Regions from separate parts of the Homo sapiens genome. Here region 1 is linked to region 2. Evidence: read pairs that join two places in POLR2A ChIA-PET (ENCODE). Cell type or tissue: HepG2. All regions are shown on one strand. Each heading gives the region's core, and the rest is flanking DNA. Links, peaks and the distances in the headings are about the cores only.

Evidence for each region. Peaks named below come from ENCODE experiments on the same cell type or tissue, not always from the same donor. Only the 100,000 strongest peaks of a DNase experiment are listed, where the experiment ranks them.
Region 1: POLR2A ChIA-PET joins it to region 2 with 7 read pairs; 3 of 35 experiments call an interaction of 5 or more read pairs at or near these places.

What each region holds. Positions count from the first base shown.
Region 1 is chr16:84,136,702-84,141,085 of GRCh38, reverse strand. All of the region lies in intron 1 of HSDL1 (hydroxysteroid dehydrogenase like 1), which reads left to right. Among named protein-coding and RNA genes, the nearest start is that of HSDL1, 6.3 kb to the left of the region's middle. RefSeq lists an enhancer at 3,153-3,748. In HepG2, for the core only: no CTCF peak of the experiment used is centred there; DNase peaks (open chromatin) are centred at 1,775 and 2,185; H3K4me3 peaks cover 1,476 bases.
Region 2 is chr16:84,011,839-84,016,222 of GRCh38, reverse strand. SLC38A8 (solute carrier family 38 member 8) reads left to right here. Exons shown (of 11, transcript NM_001080442.3): 10 at 3,171-3,222. Among named protein-coding and RNA genes, the nearest start is that of SLC38A8, 29 kb to the left of the region's middle. RefSeq lists a silencer at 2,095-2,244. In HepG2, for the core only: no CTCF peak of the experiment used is centred there; a DNase peak (open chromatin) is centred at 1,952; H3K27me3 peaks cover 696 bases.

The DNA of each region.
Region 1 (4,384 bases), core at 215-4,214, 120 kb before region 2:
GGAGTCTCGTTCTGTCGCCCAGGCGGGAGTGCTGTGGCGCGATCTCCGCTCACTGCAAGCTCCGCCTTCCGGGTTCACGCCATTCTCCTGCCTCAGCCTCCCGAGTAGCTGGGACTACAGGCGCCCACCACTGCGCCCGGCTAATTTTTTGTATTTTTAGTAGAGACGGGGTTTCACCGTGGTCTCGATCTCCTGACCTCGTGATCCGCCCGCCTCGGCCTCCCAAAGTGCTGGGATTACAGGCGTGAGCCACCGCGCCCGGCCAGCAATACTGTTACTGTTTCAGAATACATGCTTGGGGTATACAGCTGTTTTGTTAAAAGAGTCAGGGAGTGACTACCCCAGAATTTAGGAGAGAGGCTGCCTCCAGGATAGAGGAGGGGCTGTAATCAGAGGAACAGCATACAGGACTTCCACGACACTGGTTTTGTTAAGTAGGCTGGTGGCTAAGTGGCTGTTTTATTATTCTTTGAACTGTGCATAATAGGTTTTACATACTTTTGTATATATTTAAACATTTTTGCCAGGTGCAGTGGCTCACGCCTGTAATCCCAGCACTTTGGGAGGCCGAGGTGGGTGGATCACTTGAGGTCAGGAGTTCAAGACCAGCCTGACCACCATGATGAAACCCCATCTCTACTAAAAATACAAAAATTAGCTGGGCATGGTGGAGGGCACCTGTAGTCCCAGCTACTCGGGAGGCTGAGGCAGGAGAAACGCTTGAACCCAGGAGGCGGAGGTTGCAGTGAGCAGAAATTGCACCATTGCACTCCAGCCTGGAAGACAGAACAAGACTCGGCCTAAAAACAAAAATTTCTTTTAGTTACAGAAAAATTCGTTTTCTATACATCTCCTGCCCTCCAGAGGCCTGTGCTCTCCTTGGACAACCAAGAAACCAAGATATAAGCAAGTTGAGTGTTTAAATAGAATCCAAAGCAGTGTGTGCTAAGTGCCACATGGGTAAGAGAGGTGGAGAGGAATTCAGAGGTGGGGGCAGTGCCACGGCCTGGGAAGGGAAGGGACAGGAAGGGAAGTTTCTCCCCAGGGCTGACATGTTGTTGGTGCTTGTTAGGAAGTGATTGAACGGAGGAGAAGACATGGGACTTGAAACGTCAGGAAGAACAGAGGATTTGGAGTACTGAGCACAAGACAGATTCACACTCTGAAAAAATTAAGATTTATTTGGAAAAATGTTTTCATCAATGAAAACAGCCATCGCCCTGGAGCCTTACTGAAAAGCTGGATAATCCCAGCTGGTGAGGAGGAGGACCTCAGGTCTACCCTGGTCAGTCAAAGATGGCAGGAACCTCTGAGACTTTCTGGCTCCTGAATACACATAGTGGTTTTGGCTTAAGGGAGGTTGCAGAGTTTTCAGCTTGTCTCTTCGCTGTCCTGAAAGCTGAACTGACTGTTCATCCATCCCTTCCTCCCACTGTTTATCCTTATCCCCTGTGGCTGATGTAACAAATTGCCACAAAGGTAGTGGCTTAAAATGACACAGATGTCTCTTCCTTCTGGAGATGGGAATCTGAAGTCATTGTGACTGCGCTAAAGTCAAGGTGTCAGCAGGGCTGTGTTCCTCTGGAGGCTCCAGGGGAGAATCCTTTTCCTTGCCTCTGCCAGCTTCTAGAGGCCACCCCCCGTCCTTCACTGGTGACCCACCCCTCTCTCTATTATCGAAACCAGCAGCACAGAGCACCCTCAACTCGAGCTCTCTCTGACCTCTCCCTTTGTAGTCACATGGCTCTCTCTCTTTGATCTTCCTGCCCCCCTTACAAGGACACATGATGACATTGGACCCACCCTCCCCAGCTCGGAGTCTTTAACTCAGTCACATCTACGGAGTCCCTTTGGCCACATAAGGTGACGTATTTACAGGGTCTGGGGATTAGGCTGTAGATATCCCTGGAGGCCATTACTGTGCCCACCACACTGTCGTTCGCTAATGCTTTGATTGTCTTTTTTTCCATCCTGCTTGCTTTGTCTTCTTTAAAACCCTGGCCAGTCTGCCTTGTGTTCTTTCACCACCCGCCCCACGTCACACGCATTTGGATAGCTTGGTAATGTCCATGTTTCAGCCAAGACTTTCCTCCCAGAACTCTTGGTACATGAAGGTTTTTCTATTTGAGTTGATTGCCCTTTACACTGCTAGGTGGAGTCCCCTTCACTGTGGAGTGGGATCATGTTACAGGCCACAGCAGTGGTGCTTTGAAGAGGTGACTTTGCTACTTGCAGTTTTGACCATAATTGTCCCGTGACGCTTTTGTAGTTGTAACGTTTCCTGTAGGTTTTTGATGACTCCTGCCCTGTAGAAGTAGAAAATGCTTAAAAGATAATAGGGACTTGCTCTTCTTTTCCTAGTTTGGGGACAGTTGTGGTTTTGTTTTGTTCACAGATGTTTTAGTTTTCTGCAGAGATGAGAAAACAAAGCTTAAAAATTTTTTTAAATTATTTTATATTTTTCCAACTTCATCGAAGTATAATTGACAAATAAAATTATATAAATTTAAGGTGTACAACATGATTTGATATATGTATACTTTGTGAAATGATCACCACAACCAAATTAGTTAACACATTCATCACCTCAGTTACTTTTTTATTTCTTTATGGTGAGAACACTTGAGATCTACCCTCTAAGCAGATTTTAAGCCTACAATTTGGTATTGCTCACTATGGTCACTGTACTGTACATTAGCTCTCCAGACGTATGCATTTTATATTTGAAAGTTTATACCCCTTTGACCAAAACTTCCCACCCATGACCCCACCTCTAGCAACCACCATTCTACTCTCTGTTTAAGAAAATAAAGCTTTAGAATAAGTTCTTGCAGGTAGATTGTACATGAATCAGAATTTTACTGTGTTTTAGTATTGCTTTCCACATCATGGGTTTCTCTAGGTTGCAGGCTGCCTTAGTTGGTTTTGAGCTGCTATAACAAAATACCATGAACTGGGTGGCTTGGAAACAGCAAACACTTACTTTTCGCAGTTTGGGAGGCTGAATGGTCCAAGATCAAGGTGGTGGAGCCCTCATTATCTGATCGCCTCCCAAAGGCCCTCCCTTCTAAACCATCACCTGGGGGGTTAAGATTCAAGACAAGAATCAGGGAGTGGGGCGGAACGCTCAGACCGTAGCACAGGTTAATAGCTTTCGCTAATCAAGCCACAAAACAGTAACTAGTCAGATACCTAAAGTAACTTTGACGAGGCTTGTTATCTACATATGCCTAAGTGGACTTCTAGGCTTAAATGTGTGATAAATTCCTTTGAAAGTTTCAGTGAGAGGCTATGAGCTTTTGAAATTTGGTGGCTCTGGGGAAAGTACTGATTTCTTTTGTCATGAGAAAAATGTTATTTTCCATCATGTACAGAAGGGTGGGGAAGAAGATTGAGAGCAGGGAATGAGTTTTAATTTCCAGTTCTCTAACATCTTTGGCCCATCAGGGTGTGAGTGAATGTGTGAAGTGTCTGGCAAGGCTGAGGAGCAGCAGAGGCCACAGAGCCTTGGCTCTCCGTGTGGCCCTCCTTCATCCCCAGCTGAGTAACCAGGGCTCAGGAGCCCCCCTCCTCCCCTGCTGCGTTACCTTCCTAAACAAGCCCCACCAGCTCCCTCCCTTGGTGCTCAAGGAGGAGGTCCATGCACTCCAGTCTGGCGTGAAGGCATCTCCAGTCTGCCTCTCCCAGTCTCCTTCACGCCTGTGCGCCTGCACACATGGGGCGTCACACAGGACAGCACAGCCTGTGCTGTGCATGCGGGGGACTTCCTAATGTTTCCCGAGTAGGCCAGACCCTTGACGGTGCCGAGCCTTTCTCCATGGGCCCGGGCCAGGGAGGTCCCTTCCCTCCTCTCTGCCCAGAAATTCTGCTCACACTTCAAGACCCATTTCACCCCAGTGGCGCCCTTGCCACCTCATGTTGCAGTTGCTCCGTTTATCTTTCTCTGACTTCTGTGTATACCGGGTGGCACGGAGTCCTGGTTTATTCATGATGGTGTCCTCAGTCTCTGACACTTTGTATTTTTCATTGCTGTTCTAGAAGTTTGGTTTTCCATGTAGATCTCGAGAGACTGTAGGACCAGTGACCGTGTGTGTTTAGGCCTCTTCGCTGTGTTGTTCACTATCCATTCCTAACTTGGCATTTGAATGTATCAGTCTTCTGTGGGTTTTGTGGATGTGAGTCAGATTTCTTTGTCTTGAGCTGCCTCTAAGGAATGAAGAACTTGGGTTTCTATCCATCAAGGCTGAGGACCAGACCTTGAATGCCATCAGCCCCCCTGATGCTCTGTGATTTTTAAAATATACATAGCAACAATAATATTAACACACGTTTAAGGTACTTGCACACGATGGCGCTCCCCTGACAAGAGGTGAGGGGTGTCTAG
Region 2 (4,384 bases), core at 40-4,039:
TTGAATCATGGGGATGGTTCCACCCATTCTGTTCTTGTGGTAGTGAATAAGTCTCATGAGATCTGATGGTTTTATAAGTGGGGGTCCCCCCCCGCCCCCCAGCACAAGCTCTCTTGCCTGCCTGCCACCATGTAAGACGTGACTTTGCTCCTTATTTGCCTTTTGCCATGATTGTGAGGCCTCCTCAGCCATGTGGAACTGTGAGTCCATTAAACCTCTTTTCTTTATAAATTACCTAGCCTCTGGCTGGGCACAGTGGCTCACGCCTGTAATCCCAGCACTTTGGGAGGCCGAGGCAGGCGGATCACCTGAGGTCAGGAGGTCGAGACCAGCCTACTAAAAATACAAAATTAGCCATCCATGGTGGTGTATGCCTGTAATCACAGCTACTCAGGAGGCTTAGGCAGGAGAATCACTTGAACCCGGGAGGCGGAGGTTGCAGGGAGCCAAGATTGCGCCACTGCACTCTAGCCTGGGCGACAAGAGTGAAACTCCATCTCAAACAAAACAAACCATTACCTAGTCCCTGGTAGGTCTTTATTAGCAGCATGAGAGCAGACTAATACAGCTCCTGATGGACATTCTTGACGTAGGAACGTTTATGATCCCATTCCATAGATGCGAAGACCGAGGCCCTGAACCCCCGCCGGGGGCACAGCTAGTATGCAGCAGGGCTGAGGGTCAATCATACAGCTCTGTCCATGCTACCGCTGGTGCCTCCTGCTAAAAGATTTTGTTTTATTAAAAAAAGAAAATCGTATATGTGAAAGTCACGTGGCTCAAGGCACCCTGCAAATGTCTCCCTTCCCTCCTGCCTCCAGGCCCTGGAGGCAAACACCGTTTCTGCGAAGGATGGTTTCTTAGGAAACCTTCCCAAACAGCCCAAGCATTATCTGAGAAGGGGAAGCCAGCAAGGTGGGGGCTGGAGGGATGCTTCTTCCAGTGGAAAAGGGTACACTGTAGTGGCCCACTGGAGCCCAGAACAGAGACTCCAGATCCGCAGTGGGGGGTGTGTTCCAGGGCCCCACACACAGCAAGTGTTGAGTACACAGTCGAGACTCCCTCAGTGCGTGTTCCGTGAGTGGACCCTGTGATTCAGCCGCGACTGGAACCATGCCAAACAGACATCGAGCTTGGGGACCCTTAGCCAGGTATCCCCAACACCCTGATGCAGCCGTTATGTCAAACAGACAAGAAGTAGATGCCCATTGGTGAAACTTAACAGAAAGCACAGGTAGAGGCTCTTACAGGTCTTCCAAAACTCGAATGGGGGCATGAAACGAAACATTGTTCAGGGTCCCAGGTAAGTGGGTGGTGACAACTTTGTCAATACCCCGGAGGTGGGGGGGCGATGGAAGAATTGAGGGCCACAGAGAAATGTTGGTTATCAAAGAGGCCAACTGATGTGTGGAATATGAAAAGTGGGTTCTTAGCAGGTGAATTAAGATTCAGGGGTTGTCTTTGATGTAGTCCCTTGAGAATCTAACCGTACCTGCCCCAGCTCCCGTAAATTGGGGTCTACTGGGATTAAGAGATAAAGACTGGGGAAGTGAAGTGAAGGGAGGGGAGGAGAACAGCCACCCACTCTGCTCCTGGCTCTGCCCAGAGCTCTCAGAGGTGAGGGGAGTGGCCATGTGGCTCCTCCCTCAGGTTCTGGGTGGAACTTTTAGAGAGGAGAGGGGTGTGGCCATGTGGCTTCTCCCTTGGGCTTAGGGTGGCGCTTTCACAGGTGAGGGTGTGGCTATACAGCTCCTCCCTCGACTCTGGGCAGGGCTTTCAGAGGTGAGGGGTGTGGCCACACAGCTGCTCCTGCATGCTCTGAGCGGAGCTTTCATTGATGGGGATGTGGCCACACGACTCCTCCCTCAGTTCTGGGCCGGGCTTTCAGAGGTGAGGGTGTGGCCACGCAGCTCCTTATTCAGGCTGTGGGCGAGGCTTTCAGAGGTGAGGGGTGTGGCCTTGTGGCTTCTCCCTCGGGCTTAGGGTGGAGCTTTCAGAGGTGAGGGTGTGGCTACACAGCTCCTCCCTTGGCTCTGGGCGGGGCTTTCAGAGGTGAGGGGTGTGGCCACATAGCTCCTCCCTCAGGCTCTGAGAGGAGGTTTTAGAGGTGAGGGGTGTGGCCATGCATCTCCTCCCTCAGCTCTGGGCGGGCCTTTCAGAGATGAGAGTGTGGTCACACAGCCCTTCCCTCAGGCTCTGGGCGGGGCTTTCAGGGCTGAGGGTGTGGCCACACGGCTCCTCACTCAGGCTCTGGGTGGAGCTTCTCAGAGGTGAGGCTGTGGCCACGTGGCTCCTCCCTCACACTCCCTGGTCTGGGCTGTTAGATTAAATTCTGATGCTGTGACCAGGTGGCCAGTTGTAGCGCTGGCTATTTCCTGTGGTGGGAAGGACTGCCCAGGACAGGTTTGAGTTGAGAGAGGATCCTTTGGGAGCTTTAGGCCAAGCTACATGGCCCTGAATCCTAGCAGAACTATTTAAAAAAAAAAAAAAAAAGGGCTGGGTGCAGTGGCTCATGCCTGTAATCCCAGCACTTTGGGAGGCCAAGGCGGGCGGATCACGAGGTCAAGAGGTCCAGACCATCCTGACCAACATGGTGAAATCCCGTCTCTACTAAAAATACAAAAATGAGCGGGGTGTGGTGGCACGCACCTGTAGTCCCAGCTACTCGGGAGGCTGAGGCACGAGAATGACTTGAACCCGGGAGGTGGAGGTTGCAGTGAGCCGAGATGGTGCCACTGCACTCCAGCCTGGCAGCAGAGTGAGACTCCGTCTCAAAAAAAAAAAAAAAAAAAAAAAAACACACACACAACAAAAGAAAGTAATGGTAGCTGCCAGTTGCCGAGCACTTCCCGGGTGTCAGGCATGGACTCTCACCATCTCCTCATAGACTCTGCTGTGGGGGGGCATGTTGTCAAGGTTGCCTGAAAGATGGGGCTCTGGGAAGTCGGTTGCTGCCAGACCTCTGCCTAAGTCATTAGGGCATGTTGAGCTGGGACTCCAGCCCCGTCCTTCCAGCTCCACTGTGTTGCCTCTCCAGGGGGCCTGAGCCAGGGGCACCCATGGGCGGAGGCCTTGCTGGCCTCCTGGGTCCCTGAGGACCTCTCCCGGGACCTTTTTGTTGCTTTGGGTTTGATAACGAAGAACTGTGGGTGACCCTGTCTTTTTTGCAGGTTTGTGCCTCATCTGTGCAATGGGTGTCGAGCCTATAGGACCAAGAGTCAAGTAAGTGTCCCTAAGATGAGGTGGCACCCTGGGTGTGCCCCGGATCAGAGTAAGAATGTTTCAGGGGACCCTGCAGATCCTATTTCTCATCCTCTGCATCCTGCAGGTGAGAAACCTGCGAGCCACAGGAAGAGAGTCTCTGTCTACCCAGTATGAGGGCATCTGAGCCAGGATAGGAGCCCGGGCCAGTAACACCGGGTCCTCCAAGGGCCTTCCCTTCCACTCTGAGGGTCTGTGGTTGGGATTTCATGTAGATTCCAGCCTCTGGAAGCACCCAGTGGTGCATCTGTACCCTCCTTTGTTACCTGGCTCGGACCCAGGGCAGGATCAGGGTGCAGGCTGGGTTAGAAAGGCCCCATGGCCGGCCAGACACCATCATCACAGCAGTGGGTCGCTGTTCCCAGGCTCCTCTGCTAGGCACTGAGCTAGGTCCTTTTACATGTTCACCTCCCCACCATACCCACATGTCTTCATCCTACAGCTGAGGAGGCGGGCCCGGATGCTAGTGAGGACAGAGCTAGGATGCAACCCAGGCCCCTGGCTCCCAGGCCCCATGCTAACCCACCTGCCTGGCATACAATGCTGTTGAGACCAGATAATTTGGATCTTTCCTTCATTTGACAAATATTTATCCCCGAGCGGACCTGTGGATCAGACACGACTGAGCCTCTGTACTTTGCCACTGAGCAGCTGAGTCTGACCCACGGAAGAGGACGATGTACACGTGAATGATGTGCGCTTCCTCAGCCGCCCCTGGGTAGTCTGGGGTTCTGGGTGACTCCCTCCCATCCCATAGATGGGGAAACTGAGGCTGAGGCAGGTAAAGAGATGATGTATTAGTTTTATGGGGTTATTGTAACAAATTACCATAAATTGGGGCATGGTGGGGAGGCTTAAAGCAACAGAAATGAATTTTTTCCCCAGTTCTGGAGCCAGGAGTGTGAAATCAAGGTGTTGGCAGGGCTGGACTCTCTGAAGGCGCCTCAGCTTCTGGTGGCCCCAGGTGCTCCTTGGCCTGTGGCTACATCACTCCAGTCTCTGCCTTTATCATTATTTAGCTTTCTCCCTGTGTCTCTGCGTCTCAGAAATCCCTCTGCTTTTATTTATTTTAGTTTTTGAGACAGAGTCTTGCTCTGTTGCTCCGGCTGGAGTGCAGTGGCGT